Regions from separate parts of the Homo sapiens genome. Here all the other regions are linked to region 1. A link is a contact called in ENCODE Hi-C or POLR2A ChIA-PET data. All regions are on one chromosome and are shown on one strand. Each heading gives the region's core, a stretch centred on a gene start or an enhancer-like site at or near the end of the contact. The rest is flanking DNA. Distances are from core to core; before and after follow the strand shown. Region 1 holds the start of ZNF566 (zinc finger protein 566). Region 2 holds the start of SDHAF1 (succinate dehydrogenase complex assembly factor 1). Region 3 holds the start of CAPNS1 (calpain small subunit 1). Region 4 holds the start of ZNF790-AS1 (ZNF790 antisense RNA 1).

Region 1 (3,151 bases), core at 209-2,708:
TCCCAGACGATGGGCGGCCTGGCAGAGACGCTCCTCACTTTCCAGACTGGGCAGCCAGGCAGAGGGGCTCCTCACATCCCAGACGATGGGCGGCCAGGCAGAGAAGCTCCTCACTTCCCAGATGGGGTGGCGGCGGGGCAGAGGCTGCAATCTCGGCTCTTTGGGGGGCCAAAGCAGGCGGCTGGGAGGAGGTTGTAGCGAGCCGAGATCACGCCACTGCACTCCAGCCTGGGCACCATTGAGCACTGAGTGAACAAGACTCCGTCTGCAATCCCGGCACCTCGGGAGGCCGAGGCTGGCGGACCACTCGCGGTTAGGAGCTGGAGACCAGCCCGGCCAACACAGCGAAACCCTGTGTTTGGTGGAGACCAAAAAAATACGAAAACCAGTCAGGCGTGGCGGCGCGCGCCTGCAATCGCAGGCACTCGGCAGGCTGAGGCAGGAGAATCAGGCAGGGAGGTTGCAGTGAGCCGAGAGGGCAGCAGTACAGTCCAGCTTTGGCTCGGCATCAGAGGGAGACCGTGGAAAGAGAGGGAGAGGGAGACCGTGGGGAGAGCATATATCCTTATTATTAAACTATGCATGACTGTGTATACAATACCTTTATAGGTCAAAAGCAGTCAAATACTGGCCATGAGATACACTTAGTCCAAGTACACAAATAATTGCAGAAGGAGAAAGTGAAACTCCTCTTACTTCCTGCCCCACTCATTTATCACAAAGCACACAGAAGTCAGAATAACACCTGCCCTTTGCAATTTCAGACTCCTCTCTTTCTGCCTCTCCAAACCTGTCCCACGTTTGGCGATTCCTTTCCCTTCGACCTCCCCCCATCAGGTCGCAGGTTCCTGGTCTACACCCCTTCTGCGTCCCCAACCACTTCTGAGTCTCACAACCTCTGGTCCCATAACCCCTCTGCACTAAGGAGCAATAAACAAAATTCACGCCCGAACAAAGAGGCCAAAACAGCAACCCAGGATGTTTGCGCCTGCGCACTCTGGGCGCACAGTACTCAGGCCGGCAGCCCAGCACCGGCTTATCTGTGAGAGCAATTAAGATGACTTTCGGAGGGTCCAACCGCCTTCCCAGCTCCGAACTACATCTCCCAGAAGGCTCAGTTGTGCGATTATCTTTCCATGCAGACTTGTCCTCTTTCTGAGGCTGTCCAGCGCCTGGGGGCAGTAGGACGGGTCCGGGAACTAAGCCCATCTCAAACACGTCGGAGTGGCTTTCTTTGGGGGCCAAGGCCCGAGCCTGAGGCGGGACTCCATGAGGCCTCTGGGGCGCGAGCGGTTTGACTAGGGGGGGCGATCCTTTCGGCGGGGCTGACGCAAGGCGCGGACAGGAATTCTGACGATCGGGAACCATCTTGTCCGGCCTTGATACGTCTCTGACTACGCTTCCCAGAGGTCTCCTCGGCAAGACTGTACTTCTCGCGGTAATTCAGCTTCCAACTCACGCGCTGGCGGGACCCTCAGGGCTTTACCAGCAACTACCCCAGTGCCGGGGAGGGTTCTGCTGCTTCGAAAGCTGGTAAGGCCTGAGGTGAGAAACCCGGGAGAGGGCGGGGCCGGGGGCCAAGCCTCGGCTTTGTGCGGCGGTGGAGGTGAGATTGAAAGCGTGCGCTTGCGTCTGTGTGGAGGTGTGTGGTGAATGATCGCGCGATTGTGACAGGCTGCCCTTGTGATGAGTGTGTTTCCAACGCTCACACCGTGTGCAGCACGGCCTCGGAGACTGTGGCTGCTGGTGTGTGTGTGAGAGGGAGCAGGACCACGTGCGGCATTGTGTGTGCGGCTGTGGGGAGCTTGTGCCTGGTTGAGTGTTACTGCGTTTGTCCCCGTAGTGGTGTGCGACTATATGCTGTGTGACTGTGTGCGGCAGAGTTCAGGTGGGGATACCTGCGAGTAACTGCATGTTTCTATCTGTGTGTGTGGCTGTGGTTAATGTGTGATCGTGACTGTGACCCGGTACAGGTGTGCGCCGACTGTGACAATGTGGTTGTGACTGTGACTGCCTCCTCGGTAAGCGTGCACTTGTGCTTATGTGACCGATAGAGGCCCTGCGTGTGCGACCCTGTTGCTTTGGGCGTGGATTGTCTGTAGCTGAATGTCCCCATGGTGGGAGTGTGATCAGGTTTGTGTGGCAGGGTAAGTCACACAGTGTGAGGTTTTATCACTTACGTATACTTCTCTAGGCATTATACTCCAGTTTTTCCCCGTTTTAAAACTTTATATGAATGTTGTCATACTGTCTTTGGTTTATTTTTACAATTCTGTGAATCATCCCTATTAGATAAAATCGCGGTTAATTCAATTTCTTTGCTATATTCTCCCTTCTGAAGTATACCACAATTATTCATCCTTTCTAGTAATGATGCCCTATTAGTTATTTATAGCTTTTCATTTTATAAACAACACAGCCACATTCTTTCACATGGGGTACACATGCTTGAGTTTATTTACCAGCAGAATTGCCGGTTCATATATCTTCCACTTTACTAAACAGTGTCAAAATATATACCCGAGTGGCTGCACAAATTTGTACTTGAACAGCAATGTTTGAAATATCTTATTGCTCCATATCCCTACCAAAGCATAGTTCCAAGAGTTAAAAAAATTTTTGTAGGCCAAGTGTGGAGGCTCATGCGTGTAATCCCAGCACTTTGCCAGGCCAAGGTGAGAGGATCACTTGAGGCCAGGAGCTGGAGACCAGCCTGGGCAACATAGTGAGACCCTAACTCTACCATAAATACATACATACATAAAAAATTAGCCGGGCATGGTGGCTGGCACCTATAAGTCCTAGCTACTCAGGAGGTTGAGATGAGAGGATCGCTTGAGCCCAGTGCTTTGCAGCTGCAGGAAGCCATGATCATACCACTGCCCTTCAGCCTGGGCAACAGAGCAGGAGGCTGTCAATAGATACATAGAGCCTATATAAAGTGTGCAAATCTTAAGTGTACAGCTGTGTAACACTCTTAGATCTATACAAAGAACTTTGCCAGGACCTGAGATGCTTCCCTCATACCACTTCTCAGTAATTTCTCCCCCACACAATCTATTCAGAATTCTATCATTAACTAGTTTTACCCATTCTTTTTTTTTTTTTTTTTTTTTTTTTTGAGACAGAGTCTTGCTCTTGTCACCCAGGC
Region 2 (3,151 bases), core at 384-2,883, 490 kb after region 1:
CCCTCCACAGAATGTCTAGGGCAGGCCCATATGGGGACACCGGAGGGAGTATATCTGTGATCTATGGGGTTCATCTCCCCTCTCCTGCCCCAGGGCCTTGTCGTTCACTGTAGCTGAGGCTGGACCCTTCAGCCAGGTTTGAGAAATTTCCAGGTCTGAGACCCTCACTACTGCCTCAGGGGCTCCGAGCCAGTTCTCAGCTCCACCATTTCCTCTTCCACACAAAGATGTTAAATCACTTGCCCTCCATTAGGGAGCCAACTGGGGTATCTTTGGGGGTTAAGCCAGGATGAGCCCCCTCCACAGATCTGCCCAGGGGAGAAAACTATGCCGCTTCAATCAATGTGCCAGTCTACAGGGCTCCGGAAGGAGTCAGATCCCCACACCTATCACCTCCCAGATGGTCCCTTCCAGGTGTCTGTGTGCGTGTGTGTGTGGTGGCAGGGGGGCTGGGGGTGTTTCAAAAATCCTGAAATATATAAAAGCTTTAAGACCACCAACAGGGAAGTAGACATATCCCCAATTTTATTCCCTTTGTCCAACATTCCGAGAGGGAAGGGGCAAATGAGTCAATGTTGCCCCTCAAAACCATCAAGTAGGGGCCTTTGGGGGTCTTCAGTTGATCAACCAGGGTGATAGACCCCTACCCCTTCCTCATGGTCCTGGCTTGTCACAATTAATGGGGGAAAGTTTTCCAGAAGGGGATTCCGGGCTTCTCACCGCTCATCAGGGCACCTTCCCAAAACGTTCTCAGCAAAAAGTCTGCACTTCTCAGAGTTAAATACAGGAGAGGGGAGACTCCTTGAGGAGCCAGAAGTGGGTATGTTCTCAGGGGTCAAGAGAAGGGCGTCTCAGGCTCTCCCTGTCCACCGGGGGTCGTCCTGGCTCCCCGTACCTTCGGGCAAGTAGCTCTTGGCTTGACACTGTCCAGCCCGCCAGCGTCCCAGGCCGCCCCAAGCCCTCATGGGGGAGGAGCACCGACCTGTCTCCAAGCATCGGAAAAGGCGGGCCTCCCTTGCCGTCCATCACGGGGCTCTCTAGGCCCCCTGCGTCGCCAAGGAGGAGTCTCTGACATCCCCAATTCGTCAAGCTAGTCTCTTAAGACCTCTCACCTTAGGCGGGTTCCCCAGTCCCCCCATGCAGTCAGGCGAGCCTCCTGGCTCCACCACGCCATCGAGCGAGTTCGGCTCTTCGCCTGTCACCGTCCGTCGGGGCGGGTCTCCGGTGCCCCCGTGCTGTCGTGGGGGTTCCTTGGACTGTCGCCGTCGTCAGGCTGGCAACCCACGCCGCCAGGCTCCCCGGTCGGGGCCCGCGGGCGTACGAAGGCGCCCATGGCGGTGGCGTGGCCCGAGCGTAGCAGCTGCAGCTGGCGCCGCCCGCGGCGGTACAGGTACTCGATGCGCAGCACGTCGGACCGCGGCAGGCCCGCATGCTGCCGGAACTCTGCCCGCACTCGCGCCTCGGCGCCCGGCTTCCCACGCCCGGCGCGCAGCAGATCGCGGTACAGGCTCAGAACCTGCCTCTGCAGCCGGCTGTGCCGGCTCATGACCGCGGCTAAGCAGAGACGCTCAGCGAACGACCTGCGAACCGCGGAGCCGCCACACAGCCAGCAAAGGCCAAAGGGCAAAGCCACAGCCACTTCCGCCCAGCGCTTCCCTTGGCCTCCAACTCCCGCCTCCCGCCATCCGGCGCTGCCGCGTCTGACTGGCTGTCGTTGCAGTTACGTAACAGCCGGCTGGGAGAAGTGGGCGGAGTCGCTGGTCGCGGCCTCCCACGTAGGGGACGTGTGTTCTTGAGGGGACAGCAGTTCTGGGGATCCTGGCACCGCCTGGAGGGCGTTATGTGTTCGGACTCCTAGGTCTTGGGTTGGAGGGAACAGAGGGTCCTCACCTAACTCCTGCATTCTGGGAGAAGAGGAAGCTAGGGGTTTTTTTGTGTGTGACGGGGTCTCGCTGTCGCCCAGGCTGGAGTGCAGTGGCGCGATCTTGGCTCACTGCAGCCTCGAACTCCTGGGCCCAAGCGATCCTCCCACCTCAACTCCCCTAGTAGCTGGAACCACAGACGCGCGCAACCGCGCCCGCTATTTATTTATTTATTTATTTATTTATTTATTTATTTATTATTATTATTATTTGCAGAGATGGGTCTCCCTATGTTGCCCAGAATGGCTCGAACTCCTGGGCTCAAACGATTCTCAGCCTCCCAAAGTGTTGGGATTCCAGGCGTGAGCCACCGCGCCCGGCTACCGGTTCGGACTTTGGGTCCCAAGGGCACGGGGCACTGGGAGAGACGCCGGGCACAAGCGTGCTTTTGCCGTCAGTTACTGATTCAAACCATCTTGGGAAGCTCCGTGCGTTCCCTCGTCCGGGGCAGGTCTGTGTCTGGGGTCCCAGCCCTGGGCACGTGCAGAGGGACGAGACCCCGTAGGGAAATGGCTCTCGGCCGGTTGGACAGGCTTCTCGGGCCAGGGGAAGACAAGCAGAGAGAGTGTGGGCGCCAAGCCCCCAGAGGCAGCGTGTGGCTCTAGGAGCTGGGTTGGTCGCGCCCTCTGCGGGTGGGAGTCGGGGCAGTGGACAGCGGTGTTTGGGTCCTTACCGACTGTTAAAGCCCGGAGTCCGGGACACCCTGAACAGTCGACTAGACTGCAACCCCGTTGTCCTCCCAGGAGCTTTAGGTGGTAGGCCGCAATGCCGTTGTTGTCCCCGCGGGCCGCCTGGAGGTGTCCTCGTAGCGCTAGGGAGGCCCGCAAGGACACAGCATCCTCGGGCCCCACCAGCACCGGAGCTTGGGGGACCCCTCCACCCAGCGCGCAACCGCGGCTCTGCACACTTGGGCCGGCAACCAGCTGGGGGGTCCATTCCCCTTCAGAGAGGAGAAGCTGGTCAGGGGCGGGGATTAGGCTTGGAGTCTTGGAGTCAGGGGAGAATCACAAACCACTGTGAATCCTGCCTGGCAGGTGTATGTATCTATCAAAAATACATGTCCTAGAACGGTGGCTCACACCTGTAATTCCAGCACTTTTGGAGGCCGAGGCGGGCGGACCACCTGAGGTCGGGAGATCGACACCAGCCTGATCCACATGGTGAAACTTCTGCCTCTAGGTTCAAGTGATTCTCCCTACCTCAGCCTCCCCAGTAGCTGGAATTACAGG
Region 3 (3,151 bases), core at 221-2,720, 350 kb after region 1:
GCAGGCTGAGCCCAGACCCATAAGCCCCACCCGCCAAAACTCCACATCAGTCCCCTCAGGACCACATTGTCCTGGTCCCACACAATCAGACTACTCCCATATCAAGCACCGCCCCCAATGACTGATATCCGCCTCACTGGGGTCCACCCCCTTACAGCAGAACTCTCAAACCAGGCCTCCCCGGCCTAATTCATGTACCCAGGTTAGCCTCCAGGTTAATCCTATTCTATTTTTAGACCACGCCCCTCCCAGACCACGCCTCACTGAGGCTCCTCCCATTCCCAGGCCCCGCCCCTCTGATAGTCTCCGCCTTACCTGATGGCGCTGATGACTCCGCCTAGGATGCGCATGGCCGTTCCACCGCCACCGCCGCCTCCACCACCGCCGCCGCCGCCGCCGCCGCCGCCGCCGCCCCCGGCCCCGCTGATCAGGCCTCCAAGCACATTTCCCAGGCCCCCACCCAGGCCCCCGCCTCCCCCGCCGCCGCCGCCGCCGCCCTTCAAGAACGAGTTAACCAGGAACATGGCTGCGACTCACTGCTGGGGGGAAAAAAGGGGACCAGTGGGTGCTTCGCCCCTGAGCCCACACCCTCCCTTCAAACACGCATTTCCGGCAGCTGGACCTGGGAGGAATCTGAAGCCTCCGGGTGGGGGTCTGAGTTTGCGAGGGCGGGTTGTCCGCGGATGGGTGGGGCAGGTATGGGGGATCAGGTTTGCAACCTCCTCAGGTCTAAAAGGCACCCGTGGGGCTTGAGGGAGCCTGGACTGGGTGCACGCGTGAAGGGGAGGGTGCAGATCTGGTGGGGGTTCTCTTGGTGGGGACCCCAAGTTGGCGTAAGGCGTTCCCGACATGTCTGGGCGCTAGAATGTGAGATCCAGAGCCCAGCCTGAATGTAGAGGTCCTTGGCAGGTCATGGGCGCGGAGCAAACATCCACGGCCTAAAGGGCCCCAGGGCGGGGTTTAGGAAATCCCAAATGTGGGCTTGAGAATTTAGGTATTCCCAGCGGCAGGATTCCAGTGTCACCTCTGGCTCTGTGGGCTCGGGTCTAAGATCGTGGCTGTGAGCTCTGGGTTCCCGGACAATGGGGTTCCCCGCTGGAACTGGGGGCACAGATCTACGATCGCGGTTCAGGACACCCCAAGGAAGAATTCACAGGGTATCTCTGAAACCTATGGGCCTGTATTTTGGATCATGAGACAGAGGGTGGAGAAGGGTCCCCGGGACGGCATAAAAGGAGATCGAACAGGTCTGAGGGTTCGAATCTGAGACCATGGATCTGGGGGGCTCCTGAGGCCGAGACTTCACGGTTTCGCCGGGTCTGGGGGCCGCCAAAGTCGGAGTTGCGGGGTGCGGAGGGGGTACGGGCCGGGCGCTTACCGCCGCACACGTCCGGAGTTCTGGGAGTCGGTTCCACTGCCGCTCCCGGGCCTCCCGCAGCGTCCGGCTCCGGAGGGCGGGGCCGGTGACTCAGGCCGCAACTCTCGGGTCGGACACTGCACCGCGGCCCTGCTGTCGCCCGCGCGGTCCTAGAGCCGAAGCGGACATTGCGCATGCGCACCCCACACCGCCCGGCTAGCTGGATCCAGGTCTGGGCCCCGCCCTACGCGTTTCCAGCGCCGGAGGTCTTAATCCCGCCCTGACTCGGTAGGCGGGGGTCTTCCCGACACCCCTCAGGTCTGGGTGGAGGCACCCGCGGACGAGAACTCGGAGGGGACCCACCCCCCGAGTGTCGTAGTGTGAATTTTCACCCTAGGGCATGCCAATATCCTTCCAGGGTGGCGGTTTTCGGTCCGCTCACTAAGGGACTCCGCACGGGCCCTCTGCAGGTGTTGTCGCGACAAACACCTCCTGGAGGCCTGGAGTATGGTTTGACTCACACGCTGGGGGACAGTCGCCCGTGTCTGTGGCGAGGATTGAGGCTGGATTGCCTTTCCCAGTGCCTGCAGCAGCCCGGATGGCAGTCAAACCGCAGGCAGCGCCTGCGCCGCCTCCCAGGCGAACCTTACCACGCCCCCGCCCCAGTCAGGGGCCACCAGAATCATTCCTTCCTGGACTGGCCCAAAGAGTGTCCTCAGTATGCTAGCCTCTAAAGAAGGCCCCAGACACAGGAAGATTCCTTTGGCCACGGCCTGGTTTCTTTATTTACTTAAAAAATATTATTGTTTTTACATAATAGAGACGGAGGTCTCGCTATGTTGCCCAGGCTGCTCTTGAACTCCGGGCCTCAAGCCGTCCTCCTGCCTCAGCCTCCCAAAGTACTGTGAGGTACTGGGATTACAGGTATGGGCTACCGGCCTTTTTTTGATTTAATTTAATTTTTTACAATAATATTTTTACATAGCCTGGTTTCTTTTCTTTTCTTTTCTTTTTTTTTTTTTTTGTTTTGAGACAGCGTCTTGCTCTGTTGCCCAGGCTGGGGTGCAGTGGCGCCATCTCAGCTCACTGCAGTCTCTGCCTCCCAGGTTCAAGCGATTCTCCTGCCTCAGCCTCCCGAGTAGCTGGGATTACAGGCATGCACCACCACACCCAGCTAATTTTTGTATTTTTAGTAGAGACGGGGTTTCACCATGTTGGCCAGGCTGGTCTCAAACTCCTGATCTTAGGTGATCCACCTGCCTCGGCCTGCCAAAGTGCTAGGATTACAGGCATGAGCCACGGGAGTCCAGTACTTTTTCAGGACTCATCGGGGGGAGCTAAATCTGGCCCCCAGGCAGGCTGGCTGGCTCTTATCCCCTACCCTGCAGGCTGGCTAGGCTTGAGTTGAATCCTGGCTGTGCCCTGTAATAACTGCACAACCCCAAAAGAGTGGCTTGATATTCCTGAGCAGCGATTTTCTCATCTGTAAAATGGGAACATGGGTTGCTCCATACCACTAGGCCCCCTATCAAAATTAAATGATATCTGCAGCAATACTGATTATTAAAAAAAAAACTTAAGTGGTGGCTGGGTGAAGTGGTTCATGCCTGTATTCCCTGCATTTTGGGAGGCTGAGGCAGGAGGATCTCTTGAGCCCAGGAGTTTGACTCCAGCCTGGGCAATATAGTGAGACCTTGTCTCTACAAATAATACAGAAATTAGCTGAATGTGGTGGCATGCGCCTAGTCCCAGCTACTCTAGAGACTGAGGTGGGGGGATCACCAGAGCCCAGGA
Region 4 (3,151 bases), core at 220-2,719, 310 kb before region 1:
AATGGTAGCTCGGCAGGGAGGTCAGAGGGATAGCCAGGCTTAGTTTCCAGACATCCAGGAAAAGGACACCCATCTGAGTAATGGATTGAGAGTCAGTATTAAGATACGGAGAAATATCAAGGAGAAACATTAGTGGCTAACGCTGGACATTTCCACAGCTCTCACATAACCAGAAAAACTTAGCTTAATTTTAGTAACAATGTCAGAAGCACAAGCGTGCTGAGAATTAAGAACAAGGCCTTTGAAGAATGTGGGGACTGTTTTATAAAGCACTGAATCTTCACACCTCATGAAGACAGAGACCTGGAGCCTACAGGTGTCTCATTCACACTATGAAATAAATCCTACAAAAGTAAGAGATCCACTAACTTTTTAAAGGATTTAGGAAGATATATATATGAAATCAGCCAGGTGCGGTGGATCACACCTGTAATCCCAGCACTCTGGGAGGCCGAGGCGGGCAGATCACCCCAGGTCGGGAGTTCGAGACCAGCTTGACCAACATAAAGAAACCCCATCTCTACTAAAAATACAAAATTAGCTGGACGTGGTGGCACATGCCTATAATCCCAGCTACTCGTGAGGCTGAGGCAGGAGAATCGCTTCAACCCGGGAGGCGGAGGTTGCAGTGAGCAGAGATTGCACCATTGCACTCCAGCCTGGGCAACGAGAGCGAAATTCCGTCTCAAAAAAAAATAATAATAAAAAATAAAAGTTGTTTCTTTCACAAAAGTTACTCTACATACGTGCTCCAAAAATAAGATTTCAAAGACACTGGGGAAAATACTACTACTAAGATATCAAAACCAGGAACTTACTTCCTTTAAAACAATTCCAAACTAACTCGCTGCGCCTTTCACAGAAATTTCCCACAAGAAATATGATTTTATAAAGCCTGAGAAGTTGCTGCTGTTAGGAAAACCACCAAAACTAAAAATTGGTTTAATTAGCAACAACAACAAAATGCCATTTTAACTGGCTGTCCTTATCAGAGACAGTCCACTAAATAATGCAACTGGCAAAACGTGAGATTTTTTAAAGGGTGGGGTGCTTTATTATAAACATAATATAAACCAGGAATGTATTTTATTTAATAAACCTCAACCTGCCGGTCACTCCCTCCCTTCGAGGCGTTCTGCAACAGAACACCTGGCTAGAAATAAAAGGGCGTTTTACCCCAGTGGGATGAAAAAGCCCCGTTTTTTACCTTTAATCGCGAGACAATACGGGTCAGAGGTCAGGAAATTATGTCAGCACCAATGCGGGCGCCCACGAGTGCGGTGGACCGATGTGGAAGGGCCGGGACGCAGCCCGAGTCCCAGTTCCCGCCGTAGCGATGGCCGATTTCCCAGCCGCGGACGCTGAAAGCGAGGACTCCACGCCGATGACCCTTCGGCGTACCATGTCCGGCGGGCGCTTGGCCAAACAGCCCAAGACTGCGGAATCACACTCGCCACTGTGTACCTGGACGCCATCTGCAGACCCAGCGCCTGCGGGGATTCCGGAAACGGGAGAGCGGGCTTCCGGAAACGGTGACCAATGGGAAACGTGATCAGATGTTACTAGGCGAACAGTCCGTTTCCAGGCAACACAGAAGGAAGAGACGCTCTCAGTCACCCTAAAATAGACGGAGCTTTCAGCCAATGGATATGCAGGTTTGCTCCAGATTAGCCAATAAGAAGTGTTTGGGGCCGGCCGAGCGCGGCGGCTCACGCCTGTAATCCCAGCACTTTGGGAGGCCGAGGCGGGCGGATCACGAGGTCAGAAGATCGAGACCATCCTGGCTAACACGGTGAAACCCCGTCTCTACTAAAAATACGAAAAATTAACCAGACGTGGTGGCGGGCGCCTATAGTCCCAGCTACTCGGGAAGCTGAGGCCGCAGAATGGCGTGAACCCGGGAGGCGGAGCTTGCAGTGAGCGGATATCACGCCACTGCACTCCTGCCTGGGCGACAGAGCGAAACTCGGTTTCAAAAAACAAAAGAAGTGCTTGTGGCCGACCTTCCTACAAGCACAGCAGAAACTTTCCTGCGCATTTCTGCGCTGGAACGCCTACCCGCCGCGCCAAACCAAAACTTTGCAATCACGTTTGGTGCTGTTTCCTGCACTTTCTTGGAGATTAGCACCAGGCGCTGGAGACCCTCCCACCTCGCCCACGCCCACCGCCCGGTGAACACCGAGACCCAACCTTGTGCACCGCCAGTCTTGTGATCAACAAACAGGCTAGTAAAGTATAAAAATAAAATAAAGGAAATGTAGTCGGGCGTGGTGGCGTGCGCCTGTAATCCCAGCTACTCCGGAGGTTGATGCAGGAGAATCGCTTGAACCTGGGAGGTAGAGGTTGCGGTGAGCCGAGATCGCGCCACTGCATTCCAGCTTGGACAGCAAGAGCGAAACTCCGTCTGAACATAGTAAAATAAAATAAAGGAAATGGGGCCGGGCGCGGTGGCTCACGCCTGTAGTTCCAGCACTTTGGGAGGCCGAGGCGGGCCGATTACTTGAGGTCAGGAGTTAGAGAACAGTCCGGCCGCCAACATGATGAAACCCCCGTCTGTACTAAAAATACAAAAATTAGCCAGGCGTGCTGGCGGGCGCCTGTAATCCCACCTAGTCGGGAGGCGGAGGCACAAGAATCGCGTGAACCGGAGAGTTGGAGAGTTGGAGAGTTGGAGAGTTGGAGAGTTGGAGAGTTGGAGGTTGCAGTGAGCCGGAGGTTGCAGTGAGCCGGAGAGGCGGAGGTTGCAGTGAGCCGAGATCCCGCCCCTGCGCTCCAGCCTGGGCGACAGAGTGAGACTCCGTCTTAAAATAAAATAAAATAGGCCGGGCGCGGTGGCTCACGCCTGTAATCGCAGCACTTTGGGCGGCCGAGGCGGCTGGATTGCCTGAGCTCAGGAGTTCGAGACTATCCTGGGCAACGTGGTGAAACCCCGTCTCTACTAAAAATACAAAAATTGGCCGGGCGCGGTGGCTCACGCCTGTAATCCCAGCACTTTGGGAGGCCGAGTCGGGTGGATCATCTGAGGTCAGGAGTTCAAGACGAGCCAGACCAACATGGAGAAACCCCGTCTCTACTAAAAATACAAAATTAGCCGGGGTGGTGGCGCATGCCTGTAATCCAGCTACTCGGGAGGCTGAGGCAGAAGAATCGC

Evidence for each region. A loop is a pair of places that touch in the nucleus more often than their neighbours do. ChIA-PET counts read pairs that join two places held with the same protein, here RNA polymerase II (POLR2A). Pooled maps may share reads with other maps.
Region 2: a loop to region 1 is called in a pooled map, with 8 times the contacts of the local background. The contact joins the promoter of SDHAF1 here to the promoter of ZNF566 in region 1. A Hi-C loop is called at or near these places in 1 of 37 single-sample maps with no recorded cell type and 8 of 50 pooled maps. POLR2A ChIA-PET finds 5 or more read pairs at or near these places in 1 of 52 experiments (MCF 10A).
Region 3: a loop to region 1 is called in a map of dorsolateral prefrontal cortex, with 5 times the contacts of the local background. The contact joins the promoter of CAPNS1 here to the promoter of ZNF566 in region 1. A Hi-C loop is called at or near these places in 3 of 168 maps with a recorded cell type or tissue (dorsolateral prefrontal cortex and mammary epithelial cell), 1 of 37 single-sample maps with no recorded cell type and 10 of 50 pooled maps. POLR2A ChIA-PET finds 5 or more read pairs at or near these places in 6 of 52 experiments (A549, H1, HEK293 and 3 more).
Region 4: a loop to region 1 is called in a map of CD8-positive, alpha-beta T cell, with 15 times the contacts of the local background. The contact joins the promoter of ZNF790-AS1 here to the promoter of ZNF566 in region 1. A Hi-C loop is called at or near these places in 2 of 168 maps with a recorded cell type or tissue (CD8-positive, alpha-beta T cell and naive thymus-derived CD4-positive, alpha-beta T cell), 2 of 37 single-sample maps with no recorded cell type and 12 of 50 pooled maps. POLR2A ChIA-PET finds 5 or more read pairs at or near these places in 4 of 52 experiments (H1, WTC11, activated CD4-positive, alpha-beta T cell and 1 more).

The regions. Positions count from the first base shown.
Region 1 is chr19:36,487,868-36,491,018 of GRCh38, reverse strand. It overlaps ZNF566 (zinc finger protein 566), which reads left to right and starts at 1,458. Exons shown (of 5, transcript NM_001145344.1): 1 at 1,458-1,533. It overlaps ZNF566-AS1 (ZNF566 antisense RNA 1), which reads right to left and starts at 1,392. Exons shown (of 1, transcript NR_036504.1): 1 at 1-1,392. RefSeq lists enhancers at 589-1,474, 969-1,528, 2,089-2,168, 1,475-2,362.
Region 2 is chr19:35,993,670-35,996,820 of GRCh38, reverse strand. It overlaps SDHAF1 (succinate dehydrogenase complex assembly factor 1), which reads right to left and starts at 1,633. Exons shown (of 1, transcript NM_001042631.3): 1 at 509-1,633. The coding sequence starts at 1,546. The coding sequence ends at 1,199. RefSeq lists silencers at 1,177-1,296, 1,327-1,386 and enhancers at 1,447-1,526, 1,787-1,836, 2,171-2,670.
Region 3 is chr19:36,138,385-36,141,535 of GRCh38, reverse strand. It overlaps CAPNS1 (calpain small subunit 1), which reads right to left and starts at 1,470. Exons shown (of 11, transcript NM_001749.4): 1 at 1,379-1,470; 2 at 316-539. The coding sequence starts at 524. LOC105372385 (a long non-coding RNA gene) reads left to right here and starts at 1,554. Exons shown (of 3, transcript XR_935954.3): 1 at 1,554-1,645. RefSeq lists enhancers at 1,004-1,063, 1,154-1,203.
Region 4 is chr19:36,795,868-36,799,018 of GRCh38, reverse strand. It overlaps ZNF790-AS1 (ZNF790 antisense RNA 1), which reads right to left and starts at 1,469. Exons shown (of 6, transcript NR_040027.1): 1 at 1,208-1,469. RefSeq lists an enhancer at 1,178-1,247 and silencers at 1,668-1,827, 1,838-1,907.